Linked DNA regions of Homo sapiens: region 2 is linked to region 1. Evidence: chromatin contacts called from ENCODE Hi-C or POLR2A ChIA-PET data. All regions are on one chromosome and are shown on one strand. The core of a region is the stretch at or near the end of the contact, and the rest is flanking DNA. Distances in the headings are between cores, read along the strand shown. Region 1 holds the start of COL8A1 (collagen type VIII alpha 1 chain). Region 2 has its middle 220 kb from the start of COL8A1.

The links. A loop is a pair of places that touch in the nucleus more often than their neighbours do. ChIA-PET counts read pairs that join two places held with the same protein, here RNA polymerase II (POLR2A). Pooled maps may share reads with other maps.
Region 2: a map of ascending aorta shows a loop between it and region 1 (1.9-fold over the local background). The contact joins the enhancer-like site here to the promoter of COL8A1 in region 1. A Hi-C loop is called at or near these places in 4 of 168 maps with a recorded cell type or tissue (IMR-90, aorta, ascending aorta and 1 more), 8 of 37 single-sample maps with no recorded cell type and 8 of 50 pooled maps. POLR2A ChIA-PET finds 5 or more read pairs at or near these places in 1 of 52 experiments (BJ).

Annotation. Positions count from the first base shown.
Region 1 is chr3:99,634,493-99,641,446 of GRCh38, forward strand. COL8A1 (collagen type VIII alpha 1 chain) reads left to right here and starts at 4,102. Exons shown (of 4, transcript NM_020351.4): 1 at 4,102-4,172. LOC124909401 (a long non-coding RNA gene) reads right to left here and starts at 4,188. Exons shown (of 2, transcript XR_007095981.1): 1 at 4,095-4,188; 2 at 2,876-3,442.
Region 2 is chr3:99,414,631-99,421,584 of GRCh38, forward strand. No RefSeq gene overlaps it. Among named protein-coding and RNA genes, the nearest start is that of COL8A1, 220 kb to the right of the region's middle. RefSeq lists an enhancer at 4,096-4,235. Within about 2 kb of position 3,686, at least 3 of the 41 ENCODE cell types and tissues checked have a DNase peak (open chromatin) inside an H3K27ac peak, as active enhancers do; they include ascending aorta, where a contact is called at or near this core.

The DNA of each region.
Region 1 (6,954 bases), core at 2,852-5,351:
AACATAGATGTGAATGTGCAGTTTTTAAAGCCAGATCACACTGTTTTCCAATCCAGAAATCCTTGAAAACTCAAGGATCTCATGGATCAGGTATATTATTTAGGGATAATGTAAAGCTACAGCAGGTGAGAAAGACACTGGGCTCCTCGGACACACAGAGAAGACATCACTCTTTATGTGAATCCCATATGTCACCCTGGCCACACCGTGAGAGGGTCCTGCCTTCCTACCCCCTTCCTACAACCATACAGGACACTCCAGGGAAAACTGGGCTAGAACCACTACTGTTTCTGCCACCTTGCTCAGGCCTCCAAGTCTGCAGGATGCAGACACTCTGTTTTCTCTATTTCTAAGTATGCTATCAGTCTGAGATGCACAGGCAAGCATTTATCTGCAAAGCCACAATAAAGACCCTATATTCAAAGAAAAATGAAATCTTGAAAATATGCCACTTTCACCATGCCATTCTATTGCTCAAAAGTCTTCATTGATTCTGCATTGCCTACAGAATATAGTTTATACTTCAGACTACTGAGGTGACCTCATCCCTCCTCATCCCTCCTCTCCATTTCTCAGCCTCATTGTTCTACCACATGGACCTTTCTATACAGTCATGCTGGCCAATTCACCACCTTCTGAATATTCCTGTGATTTCCCTGGTTGCACACATATCCTCCCTTGCCTGGAATGTACTACTGTCCATCACTCGTCTATTCAAATGCTACTTTCCATGGCTCAGCTCAAATGCCACCTCCTCCCTGAAGTCTCTTTACTAAAATTCAACTATCAGGATTTCATGCTTTTCTTCCTCTGTGAGAAAAGATGTCATATTTTCCTCTGCTTTGAATACCTCACATTGTCTGATATCCATTCTTAATAAATATTTGTTAACTGATTAATTCTAAATAAACTCCAAAAAAGGGTTACATTTGCAAAGCTCTCAAAAGTAAGGTAATGATCTGTAGCTGTTATAGCCACACAATGGAAACTTCAGAGCATCTAGTATGTTGTCATTGGATTCCTTTCCTTCCACAGAAGACCAAACTAGGTCATTTCAAACCTCAGTCACCTTCAGAGAGATTCTAGGAAGGGCACACTAAGAGTCAGCAAAGAGACGACATTCCTGGATTCCTGACTTGTTGTCCAGATCTGCTACTGAATCAGATTCAGGTAAGTGTGAATGGGAGAAATGAACTAATTATTAGTGCCATCCAAAAAAATGAAAGCAGTGCTTTTGTTATGTTGGCTGGTTTGAAAGGAAGAAAGAATTAAAAATAAGAAGAGAAATTCAGCCTACAGCCATCAATTGTCTTTTCTTCAAATGTGCTTTTCTTGCCTTTCTGGTATTTTTTTTTTTTCATACGTATGTGATGGAACTGGAATGTTTGAGAAGAATTAACTTAGGATAGAAAAGATGATTTGTTGTAATCTGATAAGGGTATTTACTAACATACTTTATCACCCAGCTTCTCCTCTAAAAGTCCCATTTTGTTTCCCCAGAACACATTTCTTTGCTAAATTAAAAAGTTCCAAAAGTGGTATTGTGCTTGTAAAATCACATCTGATTTCAGCGTTATGTCCAAGAATAGATAATGCAGTCCTATTTCTAGGTCTAGTAACAAGTGTTACTCGTTTGACAGACTTCACTCAGTAGATTTGGCCACATCCTCAAAAGACATACTATTTGGGAAGAGGAAAACTGAGTTATGGAGGGTAAGAAGAGAGTAAAACCAAACAGCAAACGGGCAGAAAGTTGATGTGAAAGTTTTAGCTTTCTAAGCATTCATTAAACTAACAAATGCTGACCATTCTCTATTGTCAGTCCTCAATATTGCTGTTTATTCAATTAGCGAGACTATACATATTTATTGAGCACTTATTTTTTACTAGCTAGTAAGCCACTAGTTATAACTTTGTGCAGCCAAAAAATTATTGAATATAATTTGAATAGGGAACATAGAGATAAAAAATTATAAAAAGGCGAATAATCAATAATGCAAAACATCGTGAGTAAATTTGAAAACTCTGGTGTCAAATTTGTGTTTACGATAAAAATTTTAAATTTTTTATTTCATATATGATTGTTCTTGCCTCATATCCCGGGCACATGGGAGTTTATTTCGTTGACTCCCAGACGTAACCAATTGAGAATAAGCTTAGTTACAAAGGAAGTAATTGAGGCTTTGAGCTCTTGAAGCTAACAGATGGAAATACGTATGTAAAAACCTAAGTGCTGTGTAAACTCGGCACATATGGACGTAGGTATTATTATTATCCAAATGGCACTACTGGGTATTTTCTTAATAGATTCTTTTAAAATGCTTTTTTATAGTTGTGGGCCTTTTTTAGACGAATAGTTCTTAAGAAGAGGAGGGGATTTTGTCCCTCAGCGACATTTGGCTAAATCTAGAGACATTTTTTATTTTCACAGCTGGGTGGCGAGTGCGGAGTGGGTACTGCTACTGGCATCTGGTGGGTAGAGGCCACGGACACTGCTTAACATTCTACAGTGCACAGGAGAGGTCCCTACAACAGAGAAATATTCTCCCGAAAGTTTCAGTAGTGCTAAGTTTGAGTAATTCTGCTCTTCACCATCAAGTTTCCTTCTCTTGGAGCCTGCTACCAGCCAATGACATCAGGATCTAACCTGAGACGAACCTAGGTGTTCTATACGGCAGCCTGGTGTACTGAAGAGTGCCTAAGGTTTGCAAGCTCGCTAGCTGTGGCTCCCCCTCTCGCTAGCTTGAGCTAGTTATTTAAACCCTTAGAGATGCCTTTCTTTAAATTAAAAAAAAAATAAATAAATCTGCACAATATGAATCATACCTACCTCATAAGGTTGCGGTGAACACTGAATGAAGTACATATATACATATTCAGTACAAGTTCGTTCCTTTATTATTTCCAGCCTACCCATCCCTCCCCCCTCCCATTCCCGCCTTTTCCCCCTCCCGGTACTGTATCTCCCACCCCAAGTCTCAGGTTCTCTTTTAAAATGCTTTAATTCCTTTGGTGGCAAAAATCAGGCTTGGGCTAGGAAGTGAGTCACCACTCAGCAGCGAAAGGAGCTTGTTTTTCTTTCTCTGAATGCATTTCTTAGTAATTTCAGACTGATCCTTTAGCCACTTGTTGGTTGAATCCTCTCTTAATGTTTAAGACACACTGAGAAAGAACTGTGGCACCAAGACGTTTTCCGATTGTTAGGAATGAGAGTGTTTTAAATACCGAAAATAACCAGAGGGCAGAGAGCTCTGAAATCCTACGTTACATAAGCAGATGCTGGAAGACCCAGGCTGGTTCTGAGGTTCCTGTCTCCACAAGCAAGTCCACGCGAATCCTCCCCGTTGCTGGATTTACTTTAATGCTGCCGAAGTCTCAAAAGGGGCCTCTGGATGCTCAGAGGACAGGCAGCGCAGGAACTTCCTTGTCAAATAAGCCTTGCCTGGAGGGAGAGGGATGGGGCGATTTTCACCCGCGGGCGGTGGGACGGGGCTGAGGGCTGGGGGCTGCCTGGCTCCAGGCCATGTCAGTGCCTCCAGCTCCAGGTCCGGGTCCACCCTGAACTTTGGCTCTGCTGCCCGGACGCCCAGCTTCACCTCCCTTGCCTCGCTTAGAAACCCTTCAGTTCTCCCGGACCGCTATGTAGCTTTTCAAATTCCCAAATTCACAGAAAACACCTTCAAAAGTCACAATCACCCACAACTCCCTCTGCCAAAAAATGTCATGCAAAAACGGAAAATACTCCGATTCCCCTTTCCTCCCAGACACTCTCTCTCTCTCTGTCTCTGCTATTCATTTTCTCCCCCACCTTTCCCCATCTGTGGTCAAGATCCCTTTCACTATTTCTAGTTCCCTCTCTTTTTTCCCTTCTCCCTCTCTCTCCCTTTTCCACTCCTTCCTCCGTTGTGACCGCGCTCCCCCTCCCCCCGCCCCGTCGTCTCTCCTCCGCCTTGCGGGCTCCAGTCTCTGCCCGCCCCTCCCCAGAGAAGAGTGTCCAGCTCCTCCAGAGGCTGCCCGCCCGCCGCTCCTTCCCTGCCCACCTACTATGAGGAGCAGCTCCTCCCACCTGCCCATAAAAGCCAAGTGCATGTTACCAGCAGCGGATCACAGCCCTTCCCCGATCCTCTCCGTGGGAGCCAGCGAGCCTCTCTCCCTGATCTTACGTGCTCAAGGTAAGACAGCACTTCTGCAGGCAGCTCACCTACCAGGGGTTGCTATGGGGGAATAAGTCACCCTCTGGCCAACGCGTTTGCTGTTTGGTTAGAGCTGATTCTTACGGATGCGCGATCCGCTGCTCCTTTAACTAGCAACTGGTTTGAAAACAAACTTCTGTTTGAATGGTAAAATAAAAGCTCCTTCAGGGAAGAAACAGCAGCATAAATATTGCGAAACCTTTCTCTTTTTAAATCACTTTTTCTCCTGTTGCTGACTGTTGCTTAGGTTAAAATGTATCTGTTTGGGGTGTTGTACTGACGTTTTTCACTGTACATATTTCACACATCAGTGGGGGCAAGGAAAACGTTGTCCCATTGTCAAAAATGTACTTTAAAAGAACACAGTTAACTTCCTAAAAATAGCACAGTCAAAAGGTCTGCTAACAATTTTGTGATGTTTTCCAAACCCCCAAGACAGCTTCTGTGAGTCCTTTAAAAAAATATCTTTCCAGGTTTTAGCGCTTGGAAAAAAATGATGTGAACGGGTGCCCTTTGCACGGGGACAGTAAGTAATCAGGTGGCTGGTAGATAGGAAGGAACAAATCCAAATTCACAAGCCAGGGTAGAATGTGCTCTCTCACCAGGCTATCTTTTCACGACATCCTAAAATGAGAATTACGATGGAACTAAGAAAGTGTATAAAAGAACTTCATGAATTTCTGTACACACACCTAAACATAAAGTGTTTCAATATGTTTCACAGTAAGAGAATAATACAGGCCAGATTATACAATACTTCTGTGCACACCAGATGGTTGTAAAGAAAGATCAGCGAGAAAGGCTTTGGAAGTTTTAATCCTTCTTTCCACCTTTTTTCCCCCGCATTTAGTAAATCACAACCTACCTGACTGGCATCCAATTATCAGAGATATTCAGTGTTTAAGCTACCCTCTTTAAAAGAAAATGATCTCTTCTTATTCCTAAGGTAGAATAAATGTGCACCTGTGAAAGGAAAAACATACTCCACAGCCACTTCTGTAAAACCAGACACTTGGTCCATGAAGTTTGCCATCAAATTCTGTGGGTTGTGTGGGATGAAACTCTCTCAAGTGGGAGAAAAACCCTCTTCAAATGTTTCCTCTGGGGAATTGCTCAAGACCACTTAGAGAAGGCAAACCAAAAGTACCAGTCAGGAAACCAAACCACTCTTTTAGCCCTTAAGGTTCTTAAAGTAAGAAGAGAAATGTTTCACTTTTTTATTTTTTTGTTTGTTTATATTATCTCATGTGGAAAGAAAAAACTCACCGAAGCTGTATGAAATTCTCCCCTATTAAAGAAACAAGACTCATTAGAAATTTAACTTAGGTCTTCCAAACCATTTCTCCTTAGCTTTTGCATATCAAAAGTAATAAAAATATTTAAAAGTTCTGCTTGAGATGGAGAGGATTCAATGCTGTTACTCAAATGCAAGAGTTATATATAAAGCTTCTGTCACGTTAAATTTTTCTTCATTGGAAAAAAATATTGCAAGAAGTGCAGTTTCCTTTAAGCAAATTATATAAAATTACTATTGGCCAAGATAGTATGTGACCTGAGCATATTAACATACCTTTTATCTCATGCCACAATGCAGACTGCTTGCTTTATATCTGATGCACATAGGTAATCAACCATGACAAGAGTACAGGTATGGGACAAGGCCAGACCAAGTATGTGGCACATTCAAGTTAATTCTTCTTTTATGGTAGTGCCTGACTCACACCCATTATCACAAGGATGAAAATACGCTGCTTCATTCACCAGATCCCCTTGAGGGAAGTTATCTTTTCTTGGGGTGGAGGGGGAAATGCTCCCAGTTTAAATGAGCTTCCAGTTATTCCTAAGTTTGGGGATAAAAGTATTCTCCAAGGGTTTACTTCTGCTTTCTCTGGCAATTAATCCACCGGACCAGCTATGGACCGTTAAACAGTAACTGCCTTCCCTATGTCCCATCAAGTTCAAGCCCCTAAATAACTGAGTGAGATCATCTTAGATTGCTCATGATCTAAGTTTCCCAGGAGCAAAGCTATCCTTTCTCCATAGGGTACATACCAAGCAAGATGACACTGCTCTTCTTAAGCTTTTAGAAAAATCAGTGTCGAAGTTTCATGTAGTCGCCCCCAAATCTCCCCTTCTGCATGGGATGTGGATACTTCACGTGAGTCTCCTCTTTTTGCCATTATATAGCTGCCTCTTGATCAAGTCCATGACTATACCCAACCAATGCCATTGAGGCAGACTTGGGAGGACTTCTTAATGTTTCTCAGAAAAGATAAGATGAGAAGCTGCCGCTTTCACTAGAGACACAAGAAGGGAGCTCTACTGATTTTGAGGGCTTGCTGATCCTACAGAAATGTGCATTTTAGATGTTCTACTACTGTCAAAATTATAAAATGATATCCTTTTCATGATCAGAAAACATATGCCACTTTATTCCTATTTATGAAATAAAAATCAAGGAGAAGAGGATTGGGGTGAAAAGGGACTTGAAAGAGAAGCTGGAGGAATCACAGAAGTGCCCTAGGAGAAAAGCAAGATTAGGAGCTCTGTTACGAAACGCAACTTCTCCCAACCCTCATTTATGTGAACATGAGGGGATGGGGAAGAGCAAAAATCCATGTCTGCTCTTGTCTTTTTATTTGTTTGTTGTTTTTTAATCAATGAGAGTATAAGATCCATCTCTACTATGCCCTTCTTCTTAGCCCTCCTTCTTTAGCAGAAAAGAACAGCTTGGTTCTAATGATGAAAATGATTTCAGGTT
Region 2 (6,954 bases), core at 2,436-4,935, 220 kb before region 1:
TCGTGCATTGGAAGATTCATTTCTCCCGCATTGATGTGCAGTTTTAAAGAAAAACCATTATAATAAAAACCCTGGCTGGGCACTGTGGCTCATGCTTGTAATCTCGGCACTTGGGGAGGTCGAGGCGGGCGAATCACTTGAGGTCAGGAGTTCGGGACCAGCCTGGCCAACATGGTGAAACCCCATCTCTACTAAAAAATACCAAAAAACTACCCGGGCCTGGGGGCGCAGGCTTGTAGTCCCAGCTGCTGGGGAGGCTGAGGGAGAATTGCTTGAACCCAGGCAGCAGAGATTGCGGTGAGCCGAGATCGCGCCACTGCACTCCACCCTGGGCGATAGAGACTCCATCTCGAAAACAATAAGATAAAATAAAATTAAAATTAAAAAAATAAAAAATAAAAACACTAACAAGTTTTTTTGTAAAAATAGAGATTATTATGAAATATGAATATGAAATGGCAAAAGAATTGGAATAGCTACAGCAGTGTTGAAAAAGATAAATAAAATGAGAGGAATTGGTCTACCCAATTTTAAGACATATTCTATACCTATAATAATCATGACTGTGAGTAATGTAGAGGATAGATAGATAAATTGAAACAGAATAGAAAACCCAGAAATAGACTCATACAAATATGGCCAATTGACTTTTGCTAAATGTGCTAACTATTTCAATGGAGGAAAGACAGTGTTTTCAAAAAATAGTCCCGGAGCAGTTGGATATTTTTAGGAAGAAAATAAACCTCAACCTAAGTCTCATACCTTATATAAAAATAAACTTAAAATAGATCATGGCCATAAATTAAAACATAAAATTATAAGAATTATATAAAAACATAGAAGGAAATCTTTGGAATCTAAACCTAGACAAAGAGTTCTTAGACTTGATACCAAAATCACAATTTATAAAGGAAACCACTGGTACACTGTACCTCACCAATGTTCAAAACTTTTGTTCTGTGAAAGACCTTGTAAAGAGGATGAAAAGACCTACTAGAGACTGGGAGAAAATATGTGTAAGCCACATATCTGACAAAGGATCCATATCTACATGTATAAATAACCCTCAAAACTAAACAGTAATAAATAAATAAACAAACAAACCAAAAAATCCAGTTAGAACATGGGCAAAGGGTATAAAGACCCATTCACTGAAGATACAAAGATACACAGATGGAAAATAATCACATGGAAAAATATTCGACTTCATTTGTCATTAGGGAAATACAAATTAAAGCCACAATGAGATATCACTACCTGCCTCTTAGAATTATAAAAATATAAGAGTAGTGACAATGCAAAATGCTGGCAAGGGTATAGAGAAACTAGATCACTCACGTATTGCTGGTGGGAATGTAAAATTGTCCAGCCACTACGAAAAAGTTTGACAGTTTCTTCTAAAATTAAAAATGTGCTTATCATACAACCCATAAGTTATACCTTTGGGAACCTTTTGGGAATTTATCCCAAAGAAATAAAGACTTATGTACACAAAAAACCTCTACTGAATGTTTACCACAAATATATTCATATTAACCCAAAACTGGAAACAACCTAGATGTTCCCTCAACAGGTAAATGGTTAAACAAACTGTGATACAATCATAGCACAGAGTACTCAGAAGAAAAAAAAAGGAGGTGGGGGGAACATTGCTGATACACATGACAGTCTCAATGAATCTCCAGAAAATTAAACCAAGTGAAAAAAAATCAGTTTCTAAGGTTATATACTGTATGACTCCATTCATATAACATTTTTAAAATGACAATACAATAGAAATAAAGAACAAATTACTATAATTACTTTTCAGGGATTAAGGAGTTGAATGGGGTAAGAGGGAAGTGGGTGTGGCTGTAAGAAGCAACATGAGGAATCCCTGTTGTGATGTAAATGTTCTATATGTCTATTGTATCAATGTCAGTATTCTGATTGTGATATTACAGTATAGTTTTGTGAGATGTTAACATTGGGGAAAACTGGATAAAGGGTAGATTGAACTTCTCTGTGTCATTTGTTACAACCACACACGAATCTATAATTATCTCAACATTAAAAGTTTAAGAAACAATAGAACAATTTTTTTTTTTTTTTTGAGACAGTCTTGCCAGGCTGGAGTGCAGAGGTGTGATCTCGGCTCACTGCAACCTCCGCCTCCCTGGTTCATGCCATTCTCCTGCCTCAGCCTCTGGGGTAACTGAAACTACAGTCGAGCGCCACCACGCCTGGCTAATTTTTTGTATTTTAGTAGAGACGGGGTTTCACCATGTTGGCCAGGATGGTCTCAATCTCCTGACCTCATGATCTACACGCCTTGGCCTCCCAAAGAATAATTATTTTTAAAGAAAGGAGTACAGCATTGGACATAAGTTCTTGTCCAGTAACACCACTCAGAAGCCATATGACCTTGGGTATTAACTTTCACAACCAAAGATTTCTAATGTCTAAACGTGTAGATTAGATAAGTTGATTTTTGAAATTGTGTTCCAGTTATATAATTCTTCCATGGTATTTTATTTCCTAGAAAAGAGTGTTTCTGTAAAATATACTTTTCTCCACACAACTGAAATAAAGTACATGGGAATTATTTTAAATCCAGGAAAACAGTCATACCCAAGCGTAAAGATCTTGCACTTAAAAAAGACCAATCTGTTTGCTTATTAATGAAAAAATCTCTAAAAAGGGTCTTCAACCCAGCACAAGACAGCATTTTCCCAAAATATTAGATATGAGAGACTGGTTTAAGATTAAATTATAAACCTCTACCTTTTCAGCCCATTAGAGAACTAAAGAAATATTTCCTTTCTAGCTATTTTTGATGTTTTCAGAAAGCCAAACTTTTCCCATGCCCTATTTCTCAGGGAGGGGGAATAACCCACATATGTATGGCAGGTCCTTTAATTCACTTTAGCTTCAGCAATGTTGGGTTTGGCTTAGTTGTTAGAACTAACATGTTTACATGACATTTGGGGCACACTTCTGCTCTTCTGTCTGTCACCAGCTGATGGACTCCGAGGCAGTCTGGATAAGAATCCATTACTCTTACTGGAAGCTAGTCTGTCTATATTACCTTCACACATGGTTTCTTAAAAGTCATTTTCTCTATTAAAAATCTGCAAAATATCTTGAAGGAACTTTAAAGAAGTAGAATTGTTATTTAAATACCACATGGCTCTTAAATTCACAAACAGTTACTATTCTGAGTTCAAATTACATAGGCACTGTTATATACAAAAAAAATAGCATGAAGGAATTCCATGTATACAATGCATACCTGGTTATGTATACATGGAACTATGGACTAGATGAGGAAATTGATACTCTTGTTATTCCAACCAACTATGAAAAACATCCTACATTTTAAATGTAAAACTGGGGCCCATGGGCTGTCTTTAAAAAAAAAAAGTTAGGATATTGGAGGACTGTGTGAAGATTTTTGAAACTTATCATACTTGAATTCTTTTCAGAAATTCAAAGAGTATGCAGAGTTACAGCTTGCTTACATTCGTTACAGCATTTATTTATTATAAATTTGTATTGGAACCTGCCATGTATCATGTACTGTCTAAGTGCTAAGGAGAGATACAAATAGGCAATTACCTTAACACAGAGTATTAATTCTATGATGGTGGTGAGTACTAAAGTGCTATAGGAGGACAGGAAATGATCTAACCCAACCTTGAGAAGAGTTTTCACATGCATACTACTGCTTTTTAATCTCAGACTCCCATGTGAACAGCAACATCCTGTTTTTCATGTTATGAATATCAGACGGGTTCCAGTGTTTCTAATAGCTGGGTTACTGATACATCCAGAAATCTTCTGTTAACAACTGACAAGTCAAATTCAGACTACCTGGTGCCAAGCAGCCCAGCTCACTTGTCAATATCGTTTATGTAACCTTGACTTTTCATGACAGAGTGGAGGTAAGAATAGACCCACCACCAAATGGTCATCTATACAGTATGTAATACAGGCTCAGCAGAAGTCTGGCCCCCAGGCTTCTCTGTGGGATGTTCACCTACATAACTTTACTTCTCCTCCTAATAACTCTGGCCTTGTGAGTTTTTCCTTCCTTCTCTAATAAACTAAGCCAATAGTTTCACTGAATTTATTCTGAACCCGGTTACATGACAAGTGAAAACTCAACTGTACTCCTTTGCAAAACAGGCTTCCTGGGTGACGTTGAAATGGAAATCACATGATAGTATGTCAAAGGTTTTTCCCCAGATTTTTCTGACACAAGAGAGTTGGAGTGAAACTGAGAATTCTCATGGACAGATTGACCTTAGGTTCCCCATGTAAGCTCAGCTCTCTCCACTCCAGACTGCTGGACTGTGTTAGTGTCTGGTTTGTCTGATGTGATTATGAACCCCCTGGGCAAGACTTTGCCTAATTCTATGTTCTCTACAGCACCTAGCAATGGTGTTGGCACCATCCAGTGCCAAAGGACGCTCAATCTCTGTTAACTAATAATAGGATTGACTTCTCAACTCAACATGATGAGGTTTCTGTCATCTTTATGCCAGTGTTTTTTTCTGATGTGTATTTCTATTTGTGTCTGGAGAGCAAGCTTCATGTGTTACTGATTCACCCCTGGGCTGATCTTCTTTTCAGGAAATGTAGGCATGAAGTTGAGATTTTTTCAACCACAAGTTTTGGGAACACGGACTGCTGAAATATGCTAGGTTACATGAAGGGGAAATGTTTTTGAAAGCATTGCTTTTATTTTTTTAGCAGTCATGGGGATCTTTGTGAGCCAAGGATGCAGACTGGTTAGCAGATGTGATTATAAAGCCAGCAGGTCCCTTCAATGCAAATGTTTCATTTTAGTTTCTCCATTCCTAAGGAAAACAGTCAGCTTTTTGTTCAATTGACAAGTCTTTTTAATGGTATTTCTTTAATTATACTTCTTGTTTGCTCTAGTACTGAATTATTAATTAAATTTTCCTCATGTTAAATGAGCCATTGTATTGATCTTTGTAGTCATAAATCAGATGTTACATATGACATTTTATAGCACAAATATAACAAATGATTTTTCTGTGTAATTTCATCTTAATTCAACTGAAGGTGGAAAATGTCTTCATAAAAAGAGGACTCTTTGTTATATGGGTTTTTCTCTTGCATGTAAAAGAGGAAGGCCTCTTTGCAGTTGAGATAACAGGAAGGCATCTGTCTCCTGCTCGTCCCTGTGCAATGGAATGTCTAGGTGTAAAACCCGATTATATTTTCCATCTACTGAGATAGGAGAAAACCACCTTAAGGCTGGAGGTGAGATGCTGGCGGCAATACTGCTCTTTAATGCGTCGAGATGTTTATGTCTGTGCACATCAAAACACAGCACCTTTTTCTTAACCTTGTTTATGACACAGAGACATTTGTTCACGTGTTTTCCTGCTGACCTTATCCCCACTATTACCCTATTGTCCTGCCACATCCCCCTCTCCGAGATGGTGGAGATAATGATCAATAAATACTGAGGGAGCTCAGAGACCGGTGCCAGCGCACAGCGCGGGTCTTCCGTATGCTGAGCGCCGGTCCCCTGGGCCCACTTTTCTTTCTCTATACTTTGTCTCTGTGTCTCTTTCTTTTCTCAGTCTCTCGTCCCACCCAACGAGAAAGACCCACAGGTGTGGAGGGGCAGGCCACCCCCCCCTTCATCTTCATTTTACATTTCTTTTAGCATGCTTTGTAATTGGCCTTTAGTGTAAGATTTTAGGCTAATCTGGCTAGGGGTTGGGCTGTGTTTAATGTTTTCTGTACTTGTACATACCAGAGGTCGCAAACCCCTCTATATATATTGCTTGTCTCCCCTGTGTTTTTTTTTTTTTTTTTTTTTTGGTTTCCGTAAGAACTCCTCCTCAGAGAGAGTCTGTGTCTTGTGCCTCTTTCAGCTATAATTCTTTGTTATACTGTGTTCTGTTGGTGTGTTGGTGTGTTGGTAAGGTGTTGGGGAGGGGGAAGGACCATTCTATAATTTTACAATTAAATCTCAGTCTTTACATGGGCCTGTGTCACTCAGCTGTGACCTTAACAAGTATTTCTTAGCTTTACTCGCCACTTATATGAAACAAGGTGGCTAGAAAGAGCTAGAGAGGAGTAGATGCTTTTTTCCCAGTTGGGATAAGGCTCTAGTAATATCTTTTACCTTGGAGGGTGAGCCTTTGTATGGTGATTGCTTTGGGTAAGTCACTTTTTTCCCCTTGTGCCAAAGCTACAAGGGGATCTTTCTTGACTCTACCGTAAGAGTCTAGTGGAGTTCCTGAAGGTAAAGCCCAAGAAAGTGGTTGGAGGGTGGTGGAGCTAACACTGTATTCCTTAGGAGTTTCTCATCCATATGCTTATCCACACTCAGCATGTACAATTCATCAAGTTTGCCATATAAGTGTTGCTATAAATTTATTGCTGGGACTTCTGCTCCAGGCAAGCAGATCTTGGTAGTAACTCTGAATTTACCTGGTTTGCAGGTGACAATTCAACATGTGACCTCAGGCCTCTACTGGGCCTGAGAAAGGTCATGGGGTTCAGTATGTTTAATTTTTATCTTATAATGACAGGAGTGAAAACTTCCAATTTCTTGACATGTTGGAGCTGAAACATTATATGACATTTCACAGGTAAAAATAAATTTGATAAGGGGGTTGAAGCATCACTACAAACAATTGGACTACAGTTTATTTAAAAATGTCTTGAAAACCAATTTCCAATGATGAAGTTAAGTGGATAGGGCAATTGAAATGAATAGCAGAGCTTAGCAGGGCTTCCACTGCCAAATTTGGGACAATTTGTGCACTATAACAAATAATAAGTGGAGTAAATTACAATACTTTAAACAAAGAAGGAATCTCTAATAAACTGGGCCAATAGTTTCACAGAATTTATTCTGAACCCGGTTACATAACAAGTGAAAACTCAACTGTACTCCTTTGCAATTAATAGCTCTTAATGATACCT